Linked DNA regions of Mus musculus: all the other regions are linked to region 1. Evidence: chromatin contacts called from ENCODE POLR2A ChIA-PET data. All regions are on one chromosome and are shown on one strand. Each heading gives the region's core, a stretch centred on a gene start or an enhancer-like site at or near the end of the contact. The rest is flanking DNA. Distances are from core to core; before and after follow the strand shown.

What was found. ChIA-PET counts read pairs that join two places held with the same protein, here RNA polymerase II (POLR2A).
Region 2: POLR2A ChIA-PET joins it to region 1 with 23 read pairs in Patski. The contact joins the promoter of 2700081O15Rik here to the promoter of Rtn3 in region 1. POLR2A ChIA-PET finds 5 or more read pairs at or near these places in 2 of 5 experiments (Patski and embryonic stem cell).
Region 3: POLR2A ChIA-PET joins it to region 1 with 11 read pairs in embryonic stem cell. The contact joins the enhancer-like site here to the promoter of Rtn3 in region 1. POLR2A ChIA-PET finds 5 or more read pairs at or near these places in 3 of 5 experiments (Patski and embryonic stem cell).

What each region holds. Positions count from the first base shown.
Region 1 is chr19:7,480,898-7,485,485 of GRCm38, reverse strand. It overlaps Rtn3 (reticulon 3), which reads left to right and starts at 2,195. Exons shown (of 9, transcript NM_001003934.2): 1 at 2,195-2,547. The coding sequence starts at 2,403.
Region 2 is chr19:7,415,286-7,419,692 of GRCm38, reverse strand. 2700081O15Rik (RIKEN cDNA 2700081O15 gene) reads right to left here and starts at 2,068. Exons shown (of 5, transcript NM_175381.6): 1 at 1,776-2,068. The coding sequence starts at 1,914.
Region 3 is chr19:7,580,377-7,584,811 of GRCm38, reverse strand. The region is part of intron 4 of Plaat3 (phospholipase A and acyltransferase 3); the gene reads right to left. Among named protein-coding and RNA genes, the nearest start is that of Lgals12, 25 kb to the left of the region's middle. Within about 2 kb of position 1,536, at least 1 of the 3 ENCODE cell types and tissues checked has a DNase peak (open chromatin) inside an H3K27ac peak, as active enhancers do.

The sequences.
Region 1 (4,588 bases), core at 946-3,445:
CTGTGGGTTCCTGTAACATCAAAAATAAGCACTTTCATACTCCAAGAGGGAAGAGCTAGGGCACATGATCCAGTCTGTCATAAGACCCCACTACACTGGTACAACTTTGTTAGGGTTCCTGTTGCTGCATCAAAACAGTGACAAAAACAAAACAAAACAAAACAAAAAACAAAAAACAAACATGGGAAGGAAAAGGTTTATTCTACTTACTTCTGAAGGAAGTCAGAACTGGAACTCAAACAGGGCAGGAACTTGGAGGCAGGAGCTGATGCAGAGGCCGTGGAGAGTGCTGTTTACTGGCTTGCTCTCTAGCTTGTTCAGCCTGCTTTGTTATAGAGCCCAGAATCTTCAGCCCAGGGATGCTCCTACCCACAATGGGCTGGGCCCTTTCCCATTGATCACTGATTAAGAAAAATATCCTTTAGGCTTGCTCACCACCTGATCTTATGGAGTCATTTTCTTTTTCTTTTCTTTTTTTTTTAAAGATTTATTTATTTTATTTATATGAGTACACTGTAACGGTCTTCAAACACACACCAGAAGAGTACATCAGATCCCAGTACAGATGGTTGTGAGCCACCATGTGGTTGCTGGGATTTGAACTCAGGACCTCTGGAAGAGCAGTCAGTGCTCTTAACCACTGAGCCATCTCACCAGCCCTGGAGTCATTTTTTTTTTTTTTTTTCCAGAGACAGGGTTTCTCTGTTGTAGCCCTGGCTGTCCTGGAACTCACTCTGTAGACCAGGATGGTCTTGAACTCAGAAATCCACCTGCCTCTACCTCCCAAGTGCTGGGATTAAAGGTGTGTGCCACCACTGCCTGGCTGGAGTCATTTTCTTAATCAAGGTTCCCTCTTTTCAGATTTCAAGGTAACATAGAACTATCCAGCATGCCTGACTTTAACATAGACTTTAAGAAAAAAATACTTAAGCATTCACCAAAATAAGTAATTGGATTCCTGATTACTGGCATACAGTTCCCTTTGCCATCGTTCTCTGGCACTCAACAGCATCGGGGGACAGTTTGCTGCACTATCAATTGATGCCTGCCGTTGAGTGACAGAGTAAGATATTTTCCAGAGTCATTTTGGGAAATATCCTGGATCGTTTTCAGAACACTGCAACAACCAAGATGCTATCTGAGCTTTATTTGACCTTAAAAAACTGTCTAGGACAGATGCGGTCCACAGCTTGTTCCCCATCTGCAGCAGCCTGCTTGCCTAGCGCTCCCTCTGTGAGTTAGCATCTTTACAGAATTTGCTGAATCTGCAATTGCACTTTGGGTCATAGATTGCTACTTAGCAACATCAAATCCCACAGCTTTATCATCATTATGTACTTAAAATTTAAAAAGAACAAAATTTGACATAAATTGATGTCCAGTTTCAAATGTCATTTTTTGGGGGACTCATCTTAGGACATGAATAAAATTCAGTATTATGAGTATCTGTGCCTCATTTTTAATACCTCATTTCATGTCCACTCCATTCCCCCAGTCCCAACCAAGACGTTTTCTCCTGGTTTTCCTTTCCTCGGCAGCTTCTTTTTTATTTTCCAAAGTATGTTTTTTGTAGCTCAGAACATAGCTCAGAGAAAAGACAACCTGAAGCCTCTTTGGGAAGAAAAACAAGATAAAAATATGAAGCCGATTCTGTGCCTGCATTGCAATGTGATTGGAATGAGTAATAGTTTCTCATTCTGTTTAGCATCTTTCTCCACCTATCAAACATGGGACTGTACCATGCCTGCCTCGGTGGGGCGATATTACGACACGACCAGATAATTCAAAAAGAACATTACAGAGGGGGGGTCTTTAAATATTGTACTCTTTGGAGTCACAGGCTGGTACGTATCAGGCAAAGACATCAATTAGGATTTATAATAAAAAATTTGTAGCTTATGAAGGCATAAAGAAACATAATCTGCCAGCTAGAAAACATTCACATAAACAAGTGGAAGGTGGGGAGACTGGGCACGGTTAATCTGTAGCAGGGGCTGCAGTGGCGGGCCGGTTCTAGAGTTTAGCCACGCCCCTTACGTCAGGCTTTCCCCCATTCCCCCACCCCCTACCCCTCACCCCCGAGAGGCCTGCCCCACCCGCGGGCCCAGTCACTGCGTCCTTTCCTGCGGGAGCGCAGAGGGACAGTTCTTGCGCCTGCGCATTGCGTCGCTGCGCGCCTCCGAGGCCGCCGCCCGCGCGTCCAGGCTCTTTGTGCGCATGCGCGCTCGCACTCCTTCTCTCCCTGCGGAGCTCGGCTGAGTCAGTCAGTCTGTCGGAGTCAGTCTTCCGAACAGGCGTCGCCGGGAACTTCGGAGAGCCAGCTGCTGGATTATTCTGTGTCCCCTCCCACTCTCCCGCCCTACGTCTCTCTTCACCCTTCTCCCGCCCTTGCTCGTACAGCCATGGCGGAGTCGTCAGCGGCCACTCAGTCCCCGTCAGTCTCCTCGTCGTCCTCCGGGGCCGAGCCGTCAGCTCTCGGCGGCGGCGGCGGGAGCCCTGGAGCCTGCCCCGCCCTGGGGGCGAAGAGCTGCGGCTCCTCGTGTGCGGGTGAGGCGCGCGTGGGGCTTGGTCCCTGGGGAGCGCGAGCTACTGGGTCTCCGGGAAGGGGCGAGCGACCTGTCTGGGCCGTGGGCGGCTTTAGTCTCTTGGCGGGCATTTGAGGAACAGGCTAAGGGGGAGGGGAGCGAAGGACCGAGGTGAGGAAATAACGGGGTGTGAAGAAAACAGGTTGGGGGCGGGGTGGTGAACTAGAGTGGGCGTTGACGCTGACCCCCTGCAAGGGAGGGCACCGCAGTGGGGTGAAAACGGAGAAAGGCTATGTGCACCCAATGGATCGAGTGCTGGAGGCCCGAGAGCCCTAGGGTGGGTCGGGGGGTGGGGGTGACTTAGAGCAGGATTAGCGAGCCTCAGGGGATTGTGACAGGTGGGACGTAGGAGAAATGAAGTCGCTAGGATTTTGAGAGGGGTAGTGGTGGAAAAGGTGGCGTTGCAGGTTTGCAGACCGGTTGACACAATCTTAAATGGATGATATAGCCTTCCAAAAAAAAATTTTTTTTTTTTTTTGTTCGCCAGAAGGATCAGGAAGTTCTGTTACTGTTTTTGGCTAAACTGAATGCCAGATTTTTTTTTTTTTTTTTTTTTTTTTCTGAGACTCTGAGGTAGATGAGGCGTGATGAGAATAGCATGGGAAGATTTGGGAGGGAGCTGCTGATAGTCCAAGATGGATCCTTGGCTGCATCTGCAACACAGCCGGCTCTTCACCGGTGGTGCATCGTGGGGGTGGGGACACGCAGTCAGTTGCTATATTCTAGAAGATAATAAATACAGTCTTGCCAAGCCATCACCATGTTTTGATTTCTTGTTTTCGATGGCCTATTCTCAATAGCAGCATAACAAAAGGGAACGATTGCTGCAGGGGAAAGAATTCAGACAAAGCCTGGGCTGCTTGAACCCCCTTCTCTCTTGTGTGTGAAAAGACTAGGAGGGACGCTGGCGGCCTCCTTTAGTTTCTTTTGTATACAAGTCTGCCTGCTGGTGGGAGCTGACTGGCAAGCTCGACTCAGATCAGAGAGATCTGCAGTGCAGATGCCTTCTTGAGGAAAAATATGCACCACTGGCAGGTGGTGGTTCTTAAGAGAACTGAGTCTTTGGCGAAAAATTCGGTTTGTCAAAGGAAGGATTTTAAGAGGTTTAGAAAATGCTTTGTTGACTCCAGCGCAGTCTTGAATTATGACACAATATTCCTGATCTTAGCATTAAATATATTCTCTCATGTTTCCTAATACTGGCCTTCCACCTGTCTGAGAGCTTTGGTGCCCTGCAGAATTCTCCATGGGAATGGCCATTTGGATAAATGGTATGGGAGGAAGTTTTCTGGAGATAAAGGGAATGAGGCAGCATATTTTGAACCCTGGTTCTGTTTAAACCACCAGCATTTCTCTTTCAAATTTTTGCATTTTGGGCTATTTTCCAGATAAACGGTGGCTTTTCTATAACTTAGTGACTTGCCTTTAATCACTGCTTACTGTTTGGTTGGCCTAGTCCTAATTTCCAAATTTCTGATAAAAGTCTAGGTTTCAGAAGTTGGCCTTTTGTGCTGAAGATCAAATGTTAAGTATTGAGGAATCAGTCTAGCTAGCACTCAGAGAATTAAATTTTTAGCTATGGTTGTCATCAAATAGTGAAAAAAAATTTTAATACAAAGTAGCCCAGGCTAGCCCTGAATGCAAGATGATTCTGCCTCAACCTCCATGGGAACTACAGGTGCATGCCACCACACCCATCACGAATCAACATTTTTTTTTTTTTTTAAAGATTTATTTATTATTTTATGTAAGTACACTGTAGCTGTCTTCAGACACACCAGAAGAGGGAGTCAGATCTTGTTATGGATGGTTGTGAGCCACCATGTGGTTGCTGGGATTTGAACTCTGGACCTTTGGGAGAGCAGTCAGGTGCTCTTACCCACTGAGCCATCTCACCAGCCCTCGAATCAACATTTTTATTCTTTTAATGCACTGTCAGAGGGATTGGCTCCCTTAGTGTGCCAGAGGAATGCAAGTATGTACTGCCACCCTGTGAATTTTAT
Region 2 (4,407 bases), core at 819-3,318, 66 kb after region 1:
CACCCACCCACCTGAGGCCCCTCCAGGAGGGCACCCACCAAAGGTTATCTCCCTTTCCCAATATGCCATCCTGTAAATAGCAGTTTAAGGATGAGGTAGGAACTGTCAGGTCTTCCACTGGAGGGACACCTAAGATACAGCTGTCAACACCTCCAGGGAAAGGAGTTTCTCGGACCTGGACTTCCCCAGAGTCTGGGAGGCACAATGACCCGAAAAGAGGAGGTCGGAGGGCCAGCAGAGTGACTACCGACTGCTCTTCAGACTGGGGAGCAGCCACCACCCATCACACCCATTAAGTCGTTCTAGTTTATCTCATTTGTGCTAGCAGGGATGTGGTTGCTGCCAGCCCTCCCAACAGTGTGCACTTCTGGGGCCTCTCCAACCATTAGTGTTCTTTCACTTTGTCAAAGACACCCAGAGCCCTCCTTGCAGTGCTGGCTGACCATTTTTTATTTAGAAAACTGTCTCCTGGCCACAAAGACGAAACAAGCAGACTCTGGCATTCTCTCAGTACAGAATCCCAGAGTCAGACAAACAAATGACAGGATCAGAGAGGGCTCTTGTCCTCGTGTGGAGTTGTTTGGTTTTTTGGTTTTTTGGGTGTTTTTTGTTTGGTTGGTTGGTTGGTTTGGGGGTGGTTTTTTTGTCTGTTTTGGTTTGAAGGTTTTGTTTGTTTGTCTTCCATTACTTTTTTTTAAGGTAGAGGTATAGAAAAAACATTAGATTCAAGATCTGGCTTCACTGGTGCCTTGCCCAGTGACCTTTGGTAGGTCAGTCACATCCGCTCTCTGGGCCTATACGCCTTTGTCTGCAAATGCACTGACTGAATAGCTAGCATCCTACTAAGCATCTTTCCAGTGCAGGACCACTGTTAAATCTAAGGCAGACTGGCCCTTTAAGAGCAGAAAGAAGAAAAAAATAAAAGAAAGAAAGAAAGAAAAAGGAGGAGCTGAGATTTTTTTCAAAAAAATAAAAAGGGGGGGTGGGGGGCGGGGGCTTATAGGGAGAGGAGCTCAAAGAGTAGAGAGCACTCTCCCTAGTACGGATGGAACCTCCGCTGATCTAAAGGCAATGAACCTTACAGAAGGGAGACAAAAAAAAGCAGTTGGTTTTAAGGGCCAACTAGGGCCGGCAGGTCTTGGTACAGCTGACAAACTGGGGCCAAAATCGATTCTGAAACGCGACAACGCACGGGTGGGGCATCCACCTTCGTGTGCGAACCCATCCCTCACTAAGACCTTCCCGACGTGGGGTATGACAGACGGGGGCCCCCAGGACGCAGGCTGCGCTTTGTTTCTCGTAGCGTAACCGTGAAGGGAAGAGTTCACGTCTCCAGCAAGGCCACGCAGAAAGGGATGGCATAACCGAGAACAGCGGAATCCCGAGCTATGCTACTCTGGGGAAAGCCTCAGAAAGGGACAGAGGGACTGGGAAGCCTTTAAAAGACAGACCACCTGGGAGTGTGAAAGAGAAAGGGCGGGAGCCGCAAGTTCCAGCACCTCGACTCCCACGTCGCTGCCCCCCCCCCCAAAAAACGAGCAACGCGGGGCCCTTTAAGGAGCAGGGATCCGCCCCAGCCCGGCGGGCAGACCCCGCCACGGGCAGGGAGCGCCCCGCGGGCCTTGTAGCTGCTCTCTGCGCCCACCAGGTGGCGCCCCGAGCCGCCCTGCGCTCGTCCCCCGCTTTGTTCGGCGGCCGAGAGGGGCCCGGAGCCGCAGCCCTCCCCTCCCCCACGCCGGGGCCCCCCACCCCCGGTCGTCGGCCCCAGATCTTACCGCCGTCGTCCTCCTCGGGCTCCGTGCCGCCGCTCGCTGCGGTGGGCGGCAGCCGTCGGCCCCGTGCCGAGGTCACTGCGGGCCCGGGGCCGCCCCTGCCGCCGCCGCTCCGGCTCCGGTGGTCCCCGCCGGGCTCCATGCGCTGCGCTGCGGAGCGGGGGCCCCGGGGCGGCGGGGCGCGGGGCCGCGGAGCCAGCGGCGGCGCACGCGGGGCGCTCGGTGCGCGGGGCCCCCGGGCGCGGGGCGCATTCACGGGCGGCCGGCCGCACGGACGGCTGACTGCTCGCTCGGCAGCGCGGGCTGGACCGGGGTGGGGATTCCTGTCTGGGGCCCCTGGGGCTCCTTTAAGGGCTCCTGGGTAAATTTAAAGGGGCCGCGCGCAATTTCCTCCTGCCAGCTCGCGGGGGGCTGGTGCGGGGAAAGCGGGAGGTGGCAAGTCCGCAACGGGCGCTTGTTACGGACGCGGGGAGCACGGTCCTCAGCGCCCTCGTGGGTCCGCCCTGCCGCGTCCGCAGCTGCAGCTCCGGCTGGTAAAGAGTCGCCGAGGTGACCAGGGGCGCCCGTGTCCAGTCCGCTGCGACGCGCTTCAGCCACCGCCCCCTCGGGGCATCTCCGAGCGCGGCTCTCCGCAGCCCGCTAGCAGGGGACCGCCCGGTGCGGCGGCACCGTTCCCCTCTCCGGGGTGCCTCGTCCTCCCGCAGGAGCTGGGCGCGGGCCCCAAGCAGACGCGCCTGGCAGGGGCCCCAGATGGCCGCGGCCCCGCGGAGAGGGTGGAGCCGTGGGGGCTGCCGCGCCCCCTCCCGCGGGAGCCTGGGGCTAGCGCTGGCAGCTCTGGCTTCTACCGGGGAGGGGCGGCGGGGCGAGGTTTCCCTGGAGCCGGCCAGAGTGAGGGCGGCGGCCGCGAAAGCGCAAGCCGGGAAGAGGGGCGCGCAGAGGAGTGTAAGAGAGCTAGCACGCTGCGCCTGGCCAGCCGGCGTTCCGAAACAGAGGTGGCCCTGGGCTGGAAGCCGGAAAGAGAGGGAGACTGCGGCGGTGATTCAGGCTCCTGCCCCCGCAGGCCTATAGGTACCGGGTGAGGCACTCCGCTCAGCCCCGGGCTCCTGCACAGGACGAAGGTGCAAAGAAGGGACTGGGATCCTGGTGATGGGCAGCTGGAGATTCGCATCCCTAGGCTGGAAAACCCTGGGGCGAATTCTGGCTTCGGCCGAGGGACACCTTCAGGTCTCAGGCTCCCGGTAAGCCTGGAGAAGGAACCTCGAAAGGTTGTAGGGTCGAGGCAACCTGGGGTCCTGCCAGGGCCAGCTGGAGAAACAGGTCCTCCCTTAGCCTTTGGTTAGTCGTCCACAACAAAGCAGAGGCCTGGAGATCCAAATTACAGGATGCCAGAGACCATGAGGGTCTAGAAGTGGGTTTTATTCCCTCCCTGTCGGGGAGGCACACCACAGTCAAAGAAGGCACCATTCATGGAGTCATTCTCACACTTAACACCTACTATGTGCTACAAGAGCTGACACTCTGGACATGCAGCAGTGAACAAGATTGCTACTAATGCGGGTAACTTAGACATCCTCAGTTTATAAAAAGGAAACAGTTTCAGCCCCTTGGGAGTAAGGAAACTATTAAATTACCCGACCCACAGGAAACCATTCTCCGAAGTGTATATGCCAAGAGGACAAGAGTCACTGGTGGAAATCACACACACACACATACACACACTCACACGTAGTCTCCGGAATGACTTGGGAGAGATTTCACCTTGGGGAAATATAAGTCCCTTTCCATAGCACTGCTCTCCCACGGTTGGCTGCCCTTCAGTTCACCTCTTGGACTGAGCAGAGCCACATGCTCATGGGACGGATGAATGCCGGATGCACCACGAAGTGGAAGGTTGCTAGGCCCAGGAACACAAAGAAAAGGACAAGGAAATGGCCTTTACATCTTACCATGTAAAACCTAAAAAGATGCTAGGGGTCATGGAGCGCGCCTCTCACCCCTGCACTGGCAGGCAGGTAGGTCTTTATAGGCAAGGGGGAAAAAAAAGGAAGGAAGGAAGGGCTGGATGTGGTGGCAGGAAGCTCTGACTCCAGCACTCTGGAAACTGAGGCAGGATGATTAGTGTTAGCACTAGATTCTATCCAAGAACCTATTCTAAGGGAATAAAATAGTCCAAAGCAACTAGTGACCTAAGTGAAAGAAGTCTGTCTTCCTAAGGCCTCGTGCTTTATCTAGTTTAGTTTCCAGGTATAAGAACCAGCCCTGCAAAACACTTTGGGATCTGTCCTTTCTGATATTATTTATAAAAGGTAATCTTGTTACCAAAAGAAAGCAGTCACAGCCACCTGTCTCTATTTTTAAGTTGCCCGTCCTCACCTCAAAGCTCCACAAGCATTTTCCATCCATCCTTTAGTTCTCACAGCCAACCCATGAACGTGGAGCTGGCTGCTAAGATGAAAAGCAGGGGCTGGAGAGATGGCTCAGAGGTTAAAGAGCACTGACTGCTGCTCTTCAGGAGGTCCCGAGTGCAATTCCCAGCAACCTCATGATGGCTCACAACCATCTGTAATGGAATCAGATACCCTCCTTTGGTGTATCTGAAGACAGCGACAGTGTACTCATACATAAAATAAATAAA
Region 3 (4,435 bases), core at 287-2,786, 100 kb before region 1:
AGAAAAGGTTGCATGTAGTCCAGACTGGTCTCAAACTTGGTCTTAGTTACAGTTTCTATTGCTGTGATAAAACACCGTGACCAAAAGCAACTTGTAGAAGAAAGGGTTTGTTCTATCTTACACTTCCAGGTAATGCTCCATCACTGAGGGAAGGCAGGGCAGGAGCCTGTGTGGAGGCCATGGAGGAACATTGCTTATGCTTGCAGGCTTGCTTCTCATGGCTTGCTCCTCCTGCTTTCTTAACACCTGGGGCCACCAGCCCAGGAATGTTAATGCCTACAGTGAAACGGGCCTTCCCGTACCAATTATCAAGCAAGAAAATGCACCATAGGCTTGCTCACAGGCCAATCTGGTGGGGACATTTTCTTAGTTGAGGTTCTCTCATTCCAAAACTACTCTAACTTGTGTCAAGTTGATATAAAACTAACCAGCACCAAAGATGGCCTTAAACTCCTGGTCCTGCCTTTACCCACCATGCATTGGGATTCCAGGAGAATGTGAGCCACTGAACCTCTCTATTCTTTCTTATTTATTTATGTATTTATTTATTTATTTTACCTCCCAACCCCCGTTCCCCTCTCTCCCTTCCTCCTAGATCTTCTCCCCACCCTTCCCCACTTCTCTGCATATCAACCAGGCCTAGCATATCAAGTTGCAGTTAAGACTAGGCACATCCTCTCCTATTGAGGCTAGATGAGGCAGCTCCTGCTCCCACTGTTAGGAGCCCCATATGAAGACCAAGCTATACAACTGTAACATGTGCAGAGGGCCTTGGTCAGTCACAGTCAGGCTCCCTGGTTGTGGTTCAGTCTCTGTGATCCCCTATGGACCCAGGTTAGTTAATTCTGTGAGTTTTCTTTTGGTGTCCTTGACCCCATTGGCTCCCACAATCCTTCTTCCCCCTCATCCACAAGATTCCCCAGGTTCTGCCTAAAGTCTAGGCACCAGTCTCCATCTGTCTATTCTTACCGGTCTCCATCTGTCTATTCTTAAGTAAATTCCACTAGTAAAGGTAGTTATGTAATGCAGATGTGAGACTATCTGACTTGAGCTGCTATCGAGTAGGACAAAAAGCATTGCAAAAGAGGGGGTGTAGGGAAAAGCTAAACATTTGTCAAATTCCACTCCCTCCTAAAACCTAACTGAAATAAAAGACAGCATTTGTTTGGGCTGGGAGACAGCTATGGTCGAGCAACAGCCTACCATGGAGAAGACACTGAGTTCACTACCCAGCACCACAGAGATCTTTCTTTTTAATTAGAGGCATTTCGTTTTTTGTTGTGAGCCTAGCTCTTATGGCTGAGGACAAAGAAGCTGAGAAGTAGCCTGTGTTAAAGAAAGAAACTCCTAAAAGGGTCAGATGGACACACCCAGGTTCCTCTGGAAGTGAAAAGGAAGAGAAAGCACTTCCTCCGTCAGATGGACACACCCAGGTTCCTCTGGGAGTGAAAAGGAAGAGAGAGAGAGCACTTCCTCCAGTTTCACGGACCCCCTCCCTCGCCCCAGCAGAGGCGTGACTGATCTCTGGACAGGGTAAAACAGAAGCTCTAGGGATCTGCAAGTCTAGACATGCATTCCAGATTGTATCGTAACCGCCAACGGGGCACTGAGTGACTATGAGCATGCTAAATTGAGCCTCCAAGACCCCTCTGCTGTTCCCAGAATGTCACCCTCCACTCAAGCCTGGAAGAGTTTTCTAGGGAATCTGACCATGCCAAGTAGAAACAGACTGTGGGTACTGAAAACAGCCCACTGGGGTCATCTCACAACATTAATGAGCCCCTTGCCCTCACCCTATTCATTGGCTCCTTACCTAGTGCCTACCTTCTATACCCCCTGCCTTCCCTCATTGTTAACCTAGTTTGGATGCAAGTGTGAATGGTACTACCAACCAGAGAGCTCTGACTGCTGGCTGGCCTCAAGCCATGGTGTTATGGAGTTACCTGGGGAGATGGAACAGTGAGTAAGTGCTTGACTTGTAAAACAAAAACCTGAGTTCGATCTCCTGAACCCCTTAAAAAGCCAAGTATGGGGGCATGCATTTGTAACCCAAGTGCAGGGAGATGAGAAAAACCCGTTTCCTGGGACTGTCAGTCAGCTCAGCCTAGTTGACAAATTCCAAGTCATCAAGAGATGTTTTTGTTTGTTTGATTGTTCGTTCATTTAAAAAAAAATAGGGACAGTACCTGCAGAATGACACTGGAAGTTGACTTTTTGCCTCTACATACACTCAGACACACAGGAACACACACACACACACACACACACACACACACACACCTTTTCTATCCAGTGTTTTCCTTGCTGAGTTCTATATCAGGAGGGGTAAAATGCAGATAATGGAGGAGGAACAACATGAGCCTCATTCTTTCCTGAAAGCCATAATGTGCAAACAAATGCTGATACTGCTGGTTCAGACAAAAGATACTTTGTGGAGGCACACAACAATAGCCCCAGTGTTTGTGGTCACACTTAGTACACAAAGAGAATGGTTAGGATATGAATATAGTATCTAGTTAGTCCTGGTGGTACTAAGAAAGTGGTACAGTCAGATCATACATACATACATACATACATACATACATACATACATACATACATACATCTTTTTTATATGTACTTAAGAACATGTTATGATAGCTTGGTGACAGGTTCTATGTAATTAAATTGAAGTTTTATTTAGGTAGACTGAGTTCTGCCTGCTGGTTAGAAGTCTCTACTCTTTGTTTTGTTTTGTTTTGTTTTGTTTTGTTTGTTTTTCGAGACAGGGTTTCTCTGTGTAGCCCTGGCGGTCCTGGAACTCACTCTGTAGACCAGGCTGGCCTCGAACTCAGAAATTCACCTGCCTCTGCCTCCCAAGTGCTGGGATTAAAGGCGTGCGCCACCACCACCCGGCTTAGAAGTCTCTACTCTTATCAGGGAAAATTAACACTTGTTCAAAGCTGCCTGCAGGGAAGGGCATCACAGTAGAGCAACATCACACTGCAGGTCCGATTTCTGTTTGCTAAAAGAATGCTTTCACAGAGCAAAGTTATTGTTATTTACATAGCCTGTGAGGGTTTTTGTTTTTTGTTTTTGTTTTTACTGTTGCCTGCCAAATGTTTGAGCCTTATTTTTTTGCCAAAAATCTCTTTGTTCCTGTAATTTCTATCCCTGTAAACATGCCTAACTAAATTCCCTCTAGTGATTAAGGAGCTCAGAGGCCACTAACAGATGGCCACATAGCAGGAATTATAATACTGTTTATTGTTGCATCGTGCTATATATAGATAACATTTCACACATAAAAGATCTTTTTAAAGGCAACATTTCTTAGTGAACTGTTATTATGATTGATTTCAGATGAAGAAATGCCTAAAGCACTCATGAGGCACACCTCTGGGTGTTGCTGTGAGGGCCGTCCAGAGAGGATCAACATGGGGAGACTGCCCTGGATGTGAACAGCACCACTGCATTCGCTGAGAAAAGAGGAAGAAAAGAGGCTGTGCACCAGCATTTCCCTTCCTCCACTTCCTGACCCGCACTACCCCGGCAAGAACCTCCCACCACCACACCTTCTCCCACGGTGAGGACTGGTTGCTGCCAGTCATCAGCCAAAACAAACTTCCCTCCTTAACCTGCAGCCTGCTGGATGTTTGATCACAGTGGTAAGAAAAGCAGCTAATGTAACTATTGTAGGGTTGCTGGTCATTGAGTCCACAGGGCCTTGAGCCTTGTGCAAATAGACAGACTTTCTGAGTACTCATTTTCTACCTTTTGTTTGCTTTGGTTTTTTTGTTTTGTTTTGTTTGTTTTTTCAAGACAAGGTTTCTCTGTGAAGCCCTAGCTATCCTAGAACTCTCCCTGTAGACCAGTTTGAACTCTGCCTCTATCTCTGGAGTACTAGGATTAAAAGTATGCCACCACCGTTATTGCAGTCACCCAGGAACCAGGAACTAATGACATTCGTCTCAGATCCCTGTCTGCTTCCTTCCTCAGAGTGGCTGTTCTATGTCACTAAAGCCAGACTGTGGCTCACACCCTCGGGAGTGCTCAGCAAACACTAGCAACATTGCCTTCCTCGCCTGCTTAGTTAGAAACGTGCTTGCTGCTCCTCTATGTCCATTGCCCTTGACAAGGGTATATCCTTGTCATAGCCGATGAGCAGTATTCAACTAATGGAGGGCAGAAACCAGATGCTGCCCACTGGAAGATACCTAATGTCTCACTGTAGGGAAGAGTGACCAAGCCACCAAACAGCAGTCAGTGCAAGCAGTGTCAGAGGAAGGTGAGACTGTCCCGGTCAGCAAATGTCTCCCCATCTAAGTCACAGTGGCCCAGAGAGGCCAGCAGCCTCTCCCTGGGTGAACCAAGGAAGAAGAGTGAGCTTTGGGAGTCTCTGCTGCTGTAATCCATCGGCTGCTTCATGTTTCGAGTCAGCCCTGTGAGGATGCTA